Regions from separate parts of the Homo sapiens genome. Here region 2 is linked to region 1. The links are chromatin contacts, found by Hi-C or POLR2A ChIA-PET in ENCODE. All regions are on one chromosome and are shown on one strand. The core of a region is the stretch at or near the end of the contact, and the rest is flanking DNA. Distances in the headings are between cores, read along the strand shown. Region 1 has its middle 46 kb from the start of LINC02205. Region 2 holds the start of LINC02204 (long intergenic non-protein coding RNA 2204).

The links. Hi-C counts contacts between places; a loop is a spot of excess contacts on that map. ChIA-PET counts read pairs that join two places held with the same protein, here RNA polymerase II (POLR2A). Pooled maps may share reads with other maps.
Region 2: a map of CD4-positive, alpha-beta T cell shows a loop between it and region 1 (2.3-fold over the local background). The contact joins the promoter of LINC02204 here to the enhancer-like site in region 1. A Hi-C loop is called at or near these places in 1 of 168 maps with a recorded cell type or tissue (CD4-positive, alpha-beta T cell) and 5 of 50 pooled maps. POLR2A ChIA-PET finds 5 or more read pairs at or near these places in 1 of 52 experiments (activated CD4-positive, alpha-beta T cell).

The regions. Positions count from the first base shown.
Region 1 is chr15:70,457,660-70,463,120 of GRCh38, forward strand. No RefSeq gene overlaps it. Among named protein-coding and RNA genes, the nearest start is that of LINC02205, 46 kb to the right of the region's middle. RefSeq lists enhancers at 2,410-2,479, 2,653-3,152, 5,194-5,273. Within about 2 kb of position 2,764, at least 6 of the 41 ENCODE cell types and tissues checked have a DNase peak (open chromatin) inside an H3K27ac peak, as active enhancers do.
Region 2 is chr15:70,584,317-70,589,777 of GRCh38, forward strand. It overlaps LINC02204 (long intergenic non-protein coding RNA 2204), which reads right to left and starts at 2,290. Exons shown (of 2, transcript NR_135691.1): 1 at 1,559-2,290. RefSeq lists an enhancer at 1,264-2,208.

The DNA.
Region 1 (5,461 bases), core at 1,514-4,013:
AAGATTAATAATATCAAATGCTGACAAGAATTCAGAGAAATAATAACTTTCATGTACTATCAATTGGTGGAGGTTATTGAAAGGCAATTTGGCAGTGCCTATCAAAATTTAAAACTGCATGCCCTTTGATACTGCAATCTGACTTCTAGAAACCTATACAAAAGAAGTTATTTAAACTATGGTATTTCTGTACCATAGAATGAAGTGGATCTATATACACCAATATGAAAGGACCTATAAGTGAACAAAAGCAAAATGCAGAATAATATATAGCATAGCACAATCCCATTTATATTATTATAAAACCTAAGTGTATACAGCTACATACATACCTATATAAGTATTCAGAGAGTGCACAGGAAAAATGTACCTTAAGTATTGATAGGGTTACTTTGGGGACGGGGGGATGTGAGGGTGTTTGGTAAAGCAGAAGTTTCTCATATTGTATTGTATATTTTTAGTATTGCTTTTATTAAGTCGGTGCACATGTAATTGCAGTTTTTGCCATTACTTTTCATGGCAAAAGTTGAGCACACAGTATTACTTTTAATGGCAAAAGTTGAGCCCACGGTATTACTTTTAATGGCAACAATCACAATTACATTTGCACCAGTTTAATACAATAAGAGTGTTCCAGCTGGGCACAGTAGTTTACGCCTGTAATCCCAGCACTCTGGGAGGCTGAAGCAGGTGGATCACTTGGGCCCAGGAGTTCGAGAGCAGCCTGGGCAAGTTGGCAAGACCCCATCTCTACAAAAAACTGAAAAATTAGCTGGGAGTGGTGGTCTGTGCCACCACTGTAGTCTCAACTATTCAGGAGGCTGAAGTGGGAGGATTGCTTGAGCCCAGGAGGTCAAGACTACATTGAGCCAAGACTGCACCACTGCACCCTGCCTGGGTGACAGAGGGAGAACCCAGCCTCAAAAAAAACAAAAAAATAAAATAGTGTTCCTGCATTCTTGGTGTAATTTTAAAAACAAACAAAAAAGGTTTTCGGCAGTCTCTAATGCTAAGGATTTGTTAAGGAATCACTAAACACGGTTAGTGCTTAATAGATGTCCAGCATCATGGGACGGGGTGAAGGAACCTAAAGAAGTGGGTCCCATTCAAATCCCTGTACATTTACCTCACCATGATCATGAGGTATGAATCATTCTACATACAGTCACTGCTGTCATCCAACATGCACTTGAAAACATTTGACAAACATTTAAGTGCATAAGGACAGGGTCTCACTCTGTTACCTAGGCTAGAGAGCAGTGGTGCAATCATGGCTCACTGCAGCCTTGACCTCCTGGATGCACGCAATCCTCCTGTCCTGGCCTCCCAAAGTGCTGGGATTACAGGCATGAGCCACCATGCCCTGCCCATTCAAATGTATTCTTATGTGTGTGGCAGGGATAGGGAATCTTTTCCTGAAAGTTAGTAAATAACATGGGTTAACCCCTTATCCAGAACGCTGGGAACCGATGTGTGCTGAAAATCAGAAATATGATGTTAGTAGGTGCCACTGTGCAAAATCTGTATGTTACACAATACTCCTAGCATTCTGGGGAAGCACCTTGCAATCAACACACAACATTTCCACAGCAAAATGCATGAATATTTCTACTGAATATAAACACTACAAATAGTCACAGGTCAGTTCAGTTCCAGTTCTGCTGCCACGTGAGTTTGTGCCAAATTGACAAAATAAATTTTTGGTTTTGAGAACTCTTGGGATCTTGGAATTGTGGATAAGGGCAAGACCCCTCACTAGGCCTTTCCTTTTAAAAGCCATTTCTGATTGCATAATGCTCTTTCATTTCAGTCTGTCCTGTCATAGTTGAGCACACAGTGGATGAACCCAAGTCAAGGGAGCAGAGCGGTGCTGTCCCAGAGGCCTGGCCTTAGTCATGTGGAGTGATTTCCATCTTTGGACTAACTGTATCATGAATAGGAAGGCTAATTGAGGGCATGGGCTGGGTAAGATGGCGCCTTGGGAAAGGACACCACACCAGGGTCAGTGTGTGCTGAGTGCAAAACGTGGCTTTTGGTAGCCAGGTAACTGCCTTTTGTAGGGATGGGTACACGCACTGCTGTCAGCCAGCTCTGGCTAATTCTAACTGGATTTACAGAGCCCCACCGGGCTGGCTTGATGAGTCCCTGAATTAAAAACACCTGAGTGCCTGGTACCTGAGGTCTGTTTTGCACATACAAGAAGCATGGGAAAAGGTGTGTGCTTGACATACGCTCCTGGACTCCAGAGTAGAAGACCAGGAGAGAAGAGGAGGTCAGAGGTCATTTGCACTTCCCTGCCAGCCGGGTGGATGGAATCCGCCTATTTCCACAGGGGACCTGGTTTGAGGATTTGAGGAAAGTTCCGATCACCAGCATTTGGCCTCTTTCTGTTTTTGTCTCACTTCCAGGACCTGATGCAGGAAGCACACTATGACATGGTCACATGCAGACACACGTGGTGCAGGATGGACTAACCTCAAGCTCCACTGAAACCCTGGCTCCCGGCCGACCAGCCGTGGCCAGTGACCACGTGCAGTCTCCGATCTTCATTTGTGCGTCGATGTGGGGAAATTCAAAGTCAGCATGTGAAAGTCAGCTCTAGGGCATCAGGATTTAATGCGCAAAATTTTGCAAAATTTCGCAAAATATTTCACACGAGAGGGGGGTTTGAGTTGACGCTACCCACGTGGGTGGCGGCCTGGGTTGGTGGTGCCCCCTGGTGGCTGGCAGGAGCAAACGCAAATCTCCTCTGTAGAGAAGTGTTTTGTCTGATTTATCAAAGAGAACAAACAAACAAAACACTCAAAAGGCCGGTGCGGTGGCTCACGCCTGTAATCCCAGCACTTTGGGAGGCCGAGGCGGGCGGATCACGAGGTCAGGAGTTCAAGACCAAGCAATGAGTCACCATTAGCAAGAGTGCAGATGCAGAGCCAACAAGCAACAGATTGAAACCAGGATGTCTTAATGTAAATGCTATAAACATTTCGGACCAAAATCCTTTACTGTGGGGATGCTTAGCAGCAGCCCTGGTTTCTACCCACAAGATGCCAGTAGCATCTCCACTGCCACCTCCAGTCAATGCCACCAAAACTGTCTCTAGACATTGCCAAATGTCCCCTAGAGGAAAAAACTGCCCCCAGCTGAAAAACACTGATTTAGATCGTCAAAGACTTCAAATAATACAATAATCAGATAGGTTATAAAATAACAAGGTATTAAAAAAGTAAATGATGGAATAGAAACAAAGGATCGAGGAATAAGGGACAACAAAATGTACAGGCAGATGTTTATAAAAGGATCAAGTAGAACTTCTGGAAAAGAAAAAAAGAAATCTTTGAAATTAAAAATTAAATGGATGTGCTTGACACACAGATAAAGAAAGAATTAATGAATGAGAAGAGAGATTTGAAGAAATTACCACAAATGCATCAGGGAAGCCAAAGAATGGAAAATTTGAGAGACAGGTTAAAAGACAAGGAAAATATGAGAATGGTTAAGCTATGATTAATCTGTGCTCCCTCAAAAAAGTAAAAAGACAGTGGGAAAGAGGCCATATTCGGAGAGATAATGCCTGAGACTTTCCAGACCCACATATGCAGGAAAACTGAAAGATTCCAGGCAGGATGAAAGTGCAGGTTGTTGTGAGTTGCATGTATTAACAGAAAAGTTGAGGACTGGCTTGGGTGTGGTGACTCCCTCCTGTAATCCCAGCACTTTGGGAGGCCAAGGCAGGTGGATCATTTGAGGTCAGGAGTTCGAGACCAGCCTGGCCAACATGGTGAAAACACATCTCTACTAAAAATACAAAAATTATCTGGGCATGGTGGCATGTGCCTGTAATCCCAGCTGCTCCAGAGGCTAAGGCAGGAGAATTGCTTGAACCTGGGAGGTGGAGGCTGCAGTGAGCCAAGATTGTGCCATTGTACTCCAGCCTGGGTGACAGAGACTCCATCTCAAAAAAAGAAAAAGAAAAAGAAAAGAAAAGTTGAAGACTGAGCCTCCAGGGTTCCTCATTGAGACTGAGGCACAAATTCAACCCAGGGATCCATGGGAGGGCCACCCTGGCATCAACAGCAGGGGCCATGGAGTCCTCAAAGGGAGAAATCACTGTGGACAGCTGGCCAGAGCACAGCCTTGAAGGATGGGCTTGTCCAATGATGAATCAAGAGACCTTGGTCTGAGCCTTGTATTTTACAGGGCACCCAGGAGGTTCCCTGGGGATGGAATTTAGAAGGGTGAAGAGAGTGAAGAGGAAATGGGATGGTGTTCTAAGCAGGGAGGAAAGCATGGGCAAAGGTGTGGAAGCTAAACACTTCCTGAGCCAAAAGGGAGTCCTGTTGGGTCATACTGGGGAACACTCAGGGGAGTAATTAGAAACTGGATTGGATGAAGAAGGTAAGACCAGGCTAGGGAAGTCCCTTGAGAGAAAAGCAGAGGCTTTGGACTTGAAACTCGAGGCCAGGCATTGGCAACTATAGCCTGAGGGCCAAATCTGGCCCACTGCCTATTTTTATAAATAAAGTTTTATTGGAACAGAGCCACACTCATTCATTTGGTATCATCTATGGCTGTTTTTGAGCAACAAGAGTGGAGATGAGTAGTTGTGGCAGAGACCACATGGCCTGCAAAGCCTATAATATTTATCCTCTGGCCCTTTACAGAAAATGCTTGCTGGCCACTGCTGTAGGTGGGCACAGCCAGTCAATGAGGCTTTTCAGCAGCCACCAAGATGGTAAAGACAAGCCTAGCAGTGGCTGAAGGACAGGGTGTATTCTAAGAGGAAGGAGAAAAGTGCCTAACTTCTATTGAGTTCCTGCCCTATGATTTTCCTTCACCCACATTATCATTGTTACTTCTCCTAACCACCCTGCCCAGAAGCTGTTACTATCTCCATTTCAGAGATGAGGAAAATGGGGTCCGGAGAGGTTAAGTGACTTACTCAAGGTTACCCAGTGCTTCAGGGCAGAACTGAGATTTAATTTCAAGTCGGTCAGATTCCAAAGTCAACGTTCTTCCCACCACACCTCATTGCCTTTCAGGGCACTGAATATCCCAGGTGGGAGGGGACAGCCCCAAGTCAATGAATTGGCTACTGTGTGTCACAGCCTGCAACAGTCCAAACTGGGGAGATGGTACGTGTTTCACTTCCCTGAGAACAAATGTAGAGGCCAAGTCTGATCTGCAGAGGGGACTTCTGCCCAGGGTTCTTCCAGCAATTGCTCTCAACTTGTTCAAACATGGACTCCACCCTGTCCCCTCCACCCCATGCCTCCGGAGGCACTGGCTCTGCCAGGAATGCATATCGTTCCATCTTCCCCCAGCCTCATCTCACAGCCAGATGCTAAAGGCAGTTGGGAGATACCATCTCCCCATCTACAAAACACACACACACACACACACACACACACACACACACAAGGGTTGGAAGGCCTGCATGGTGTCACCCACAAGAGATGACCCA
Region 2 (5,461 bases), core at 1,040-3,539, 130 kb after region 1:
ATTCTGGGCAATAGTTATTAATAAAATGGAAGGTTGAGAAGAGTTGCAGTGGGTGAGAGAGGACAGACCAGTTGCTTCATGCTTGTTCATGCTTGGCTTGACCGATACCACACGCTGAGTGGTAAAAGAAGGTTCTCCTAGCCTTCCCTGGGGGTGGAATTACAACTCAACACTGGGGCTAAACCTGATTTCAGAACTCAAGCAGAGAGAGATCCTTCTACCATGTTGGCAGAAGGCAAGACGGGGGTGGATGCGAGTCAATAGTCTCCATAAATGTCTTCATTGGGCCACGGCTTACCTGCCTCCTCACCCACCCCAGCCACAAGCACACACTCCACTTGCTTCTCCAAGTTAGGGGGCCAGAGGGGAAGTGTGGGAGGCTTTTGATTGCTATGGCTTCTGTATTGAGTTCTCCTTCAGATCACACCTGAGTTTAGACGACTCAGCCCAGGCTGGATCCTATAAGACATGTCCCTCTTCACTTAACAGATGGGGAAATTGGGCTTTAGGAGAGGAGAAATAAGCCCAAATCACAAGCTAGCAAGGGGCCACAAGCCTTTTGACCCTCGCCCGCAAAGTAAAATCAATAAATTCCACCTGGATTCCTTTTCAGCAAAACGCCGTCAGACACCCGTAGGCAATTCTTTTCTAAGTGGAATCACTTGTGGCTTAGGCCTTTGATGTGACTCATCTGGGCAGAATCCCTGTAAACAGTGGGCCTGACCCGCGAGGACTTGGGGGCTGCTCGGGTCAGAGCCCCTCGGCCCCCGTCACAGACCCCGGGGGTCTGGGGAGGGGCGTCAGGCCTCCACCAAAGAAACAGCAAAGACAGAGCAGCGGGACCCGGGCGAATCCGCGCCCGTCCCTGCCCAGGCTGCCCGGGTTCCGCCGCTGGGCGACCCCAGCATTTCCTTTGAAGTCTGAAGCTCTCTTATCCCCGGGCCCCTGCCTCCCGGTACCGCCGATGCGCAGCGATTGCCAGGCAGGTCTCCGCCGGGCTGGGAGAGCCGCCGCCGACCCTGTGCGGGCCCCTCCCCTTTGCCCGGGTGCGCCGCGCCTTTGCCCCGGTGCGCAGCGCCCCCTGCGGACCGAGCGTGGACCCCTTTCCAGCCCGAGCAGGGTCGCTGCCGCGGCGGGCACCAGAGGCCGAGCCCCGCGGGTGAGGACCCCTCCCCCGGCAGCAGCAGTTCTCAGGAGCGCAGGGTTTCAGCGTCAAGGGGTTCTGGGTTCCAGGCGGGACTGGACAACTTGGGAGCTGGGTAGCTGGGACGCGCTGGTCCCCTCTGTGAACGCGCTCCATCCGCAGATGGAAATCCCCTTCCCCCCTCCCCCCCTCGACCCCAGCCCACAGCTAACTTCCCGAGCTCTCTGAGAACCACAGCAGTCGAGGTAACGTCTTTGGCAGCTCCTCTCCTCCCCGCCCCCAGTCTCTGCACAGTGCCCTGTCACCCCAGGTGACCTCACCCCTCCCTCTCCAGAGCCTCCTCTGTCTCTCTCCCCGCAGCCTCCCCTGAACTCTGACCTGTACAACCACGGGTAGTTGTTGCGGAGCACTTACTTGAGAGTCAGGAGATTGGACTCCAGTCAGCTCAGCCAGCCTTTTAGGGCATCGTTCTGTTCCCCAGGTTGGAGTGTCCTGACGCAATCCCTGTTTACTGCAGCCTCAACCTCCAGGCTCAAGCGATCCTCCCGCTTCAGCTCCCACCTCCGCAGTCCCCCACTAGCTGGAACTACCGGCACCGGCCACCACAACCGGTTAATTTTTGTATTTTTTGTAGAGACGGGGTTTCGGTATGTTGTTCAGGCTCCTCTCCAACCCCTGAGCTCAGATGATCCGCCTGCCCTGGCCTCCTAAAGTACTGGGATTATAGGTATTGTGTCCCGAATTGGTGGGTTCTTGGTCTCACTGACTTCAAGACTGAAGCCGCGGACCCTCGCGGTGAGTGTTACAGCTCTTGAGGTGGCGCTTCTGGAGTTTGTTCCTTCTGACGTTCAGACGTATTCGGGGTTTCTTCCTTCTGGTGGGCTCGTGGTCTCGCTGGCTCAGGAGTAAAGCTGCAGACCTTCGCAGTGAATGTTACCGCTTTTAAGGCGGCGCGTCTAGAGTTGTTCGTTTCTCCCGGTGGGCTCGCGGTCTCCCGGGCTTGAGGAGTGAAGCTGCAGACCTTCCCAGTGAGTGTTACAACTCACAAAAGCAGTGTGGACCCAGGGTGAGCAGTAACAAGATTTATTGCAAAGAGCGAAAGAACAAACCTCCCACACTGCGGCAGTGGACCCCCAACTGGTTGCCAGTGCTGGCTCGCGCAGCCTGCTTTTATTCTCTTATCTGGCCCCACCCACATCCTGCTGATTGGTAGAGCCCAGTGGTCTGTTTTGACAGGGCGCTGATTGGTGCGTTTACAATCCCTGAGCTAGACACAAAGGTTCTCCACCTCCCCGCTAGATTAGCTAGATACAGAGCGTGGACACAAAGGTTCTCCAAGGCCCCACCAGAATAGCTAGATACAGAGTGTTGATTGGTGCATTCACAAACCCTGAGCTAGACACAGAGTGCCGATTGGTGTATTTACAATCCCTGAGCTAGACATAAAGGTTCTCCAAGGCCCCACCAGAGCAGCTAGATAGGGAGTGTGGATTGGTGCACTCACAAACCCTGAGCTAGACACAGGGTGCTGATTGGTGTGTTTACAAACCTTGAGCTAGATACAGAGTGCCAATTGGTGTATTTACAATCCCTGAGCTAGACATAAAGACTCTCCACGTCCCCACCAGACTCAGGAATCCAGCTGGCTTCACCCAGTGGATCCCGCACCAGGGCTGCAGGTGGAGCTGCCTGCCAGTCCTGCGCCATGCGCTCGCACTCCTCAGCCCTTGGGCGGTCGATGGGACTGGGCACTGGAGCAGGGGGCAGCGCTCGTCGGGGAGGCTTGGGCCGCACAGGAGCCCATGGAGGGGGTGGGAGGCTCAGGCATGGCGGGCTGCAGGTCTCGAGCCCTGCCCCGTGGGAAGGCAGCTAAGGCCCGGCGAGAAATCAAGCGCAGCGCGCCGGTGGGCCAGCACTGCTGGGGGACCCAGTACACCCTCCGCAGCCGCTGGCCCGGGTGCTAAGCCCCTCAGTGCCCGGGGCCGGCAGGGCCGTCCGGCTGCTCCGAGTGCGGGGCCCTCCAAGCCCACGCCCACCCGGAACTCCAGCTGGCCCGCAAGTGCTGCACGCAGCCCCGGTTCCCGCTCGCGCCTCTCCCTCGCGCAAGCTGAGGGAGCCGGCTCTGGCCTTGGCCAGCCCAGAAAGGGGCTCCCATAGTGCAGGGGTGGGCTGAAGGGCTCCTCAAGTGCCGCCAAAGTGAGAGCCCAGGCAGAGGAGGCGCCGAGAGCGAGCGAGGGCTGTGAGGACTGCCAGCACGCTGTCACCTCTCAGCGTGACCTACGTTGGACAATTCAGTTGTCCCACTCAGAGCTATTTCCTCCTCTTTAAAAACGGAGAAGATCTGCTTGGGTCTGGCACTCCTCATTCCAGTTCACTCTCCAAACTCCATACAGAACTAGGAGCACGCATCCCTATTCCCCTTGCCCAGGGATGCCCCTGCCCCTCCTCCTGGACTAAATTAGTAAAGAGCACCACCAAACCTCATCACCCAGACTACAGAGCTGGGACAGGCAGTATAGACTCTCCTGCTACATCCTGAGAGTCTTCAGAGATGCCTCCCCACCCCCTACCTCTCTGCCTTCTGTCTAAGCAAAGCCACCCCCACATCGCTGCCGGAATGGCTATGCAAAACACAGTTCAGACCAGGCCACTCCCTGCTTCAAACCCTTCAGTGCCTCAGCCTTCAGAATGAAGGCCAAGGTTCGTACCCAGGCAGAGAGAACCTTGACCATCGACCCCTGCGGATGTCTCCAACTTCACACCCCATCCCTTCCCACCTTAGACTGGTCCCCATAATACAAAACGGCTTGTGATTCCACACACTATCCCTCACTTACAGGGTCCCCTTTGCAGAGGACGTCCTCTTCCCTCCCCACCCCACCTCATGCGATAGACACACTGTCCTGTGATTAACTCCTGCTCCTGTGCCTCCTCCCCACCCCACCTCTGCTTCAAAGCCTCCTGTGCTTGCTTCGATTGCTTCCTCTAACCACATTATATTAAAACGTAATTCAGTGTTCTTGTTGTTCCAATTACTTATCTGTCTTCCCTTCTAAATTGTGAAGTCCTCAAGTGCTGTCTTATTCATATAACCCAGATGATTCCTGGGATCTCCCAGCCCACTTAGTTCTAGTTTAGATGAGTTTGCAGTAGACACGGCCAATTGCCCACCCAACAGCCATTTTCCAAGTCATCTTTAATGATAGAATCTTGATTTTGTTCAGGAAGACAATAAGCCCAGCTAAAATAGTCTCCTTCCCAGATTCTCTTACCACGAAGTGTGGCCACGTGACCCATATGTGGCAGAAGTCACTGGATGGCACTCCCAGAAAAGCTTTTCAAAAGAGGATACATTCATTCATCTGTCCTTTTTTCCCCTCCCTGTTCTTCTTTCCTGGAACATGGGCGAGATGTCTGGAGGAGGAGCAGCCATCATGCAACCAAGAGGACAGAAGCTGCACACAAAGGTAGAACAGCAAGTGAAAAGGAACCTGGGACCCTGGTGACAACTTCCAGACACTGTACCAGCCCCTTGATTGTTCAAACCTCTCTTTGGAGGTTTTTCCTCTTACTTGTCAAAAATTGCAATCATAACTGGTACAAACACAATTTCCTCACCCAGAAGTTCAAAGCTCTCCCCTACAAGATGTCTGCCAGCTCCCAGTGGGCTCACATTCTCCTGATCACCACTGACATTAAGCTCCTGCTCACTTTTCTCTTTAACTCTGGAACCTGAAGTGGCAAACCACTAGACTTCCATTTTTACAATTTCACAGGAAGCATTGCAGAGGGAGGTGGGTTAACTGAAAATGTTTTATAGTAAAGAGACAGACAGAGGCATGCCACATTGCAACATCTCACACATAATGAGACAAAGGAGTAGGAAGCCTCATTCTTAGAAATTCTTCAGCCACCCCAGCCCCCTAGAGAAAAGATCTTGACCACATCAGCCCATTGTGGTCCCCAGCCTCACACCCTCTGACTGCCCTCTCTCTCCCTCTCTTCTCCTCTGATCCTCCCTTCCCAGCCCTCCAATGAGTAAAAACCAAATTTTCATGTTCTCATGCATGGCAACTTAACACATCATTCCTGTGGCTTGGACTCCTATATGCACCCTCCCCCTCTATCCCAGTGGCTTACCACACTATTATTCCAAAGACAGTTGCCTCTCTATGGGAAACTGTTACTAGAGGGTAGGATCAGTAATTTTTCACTCTTACCACATTTGTCTTTCCAATATACAGTAAAGGGGCTCCATGAAGATGGGTCATATGAATGGGCCAGAAGGGAATCTTGAGACACCCCCTCGCCTGCCAT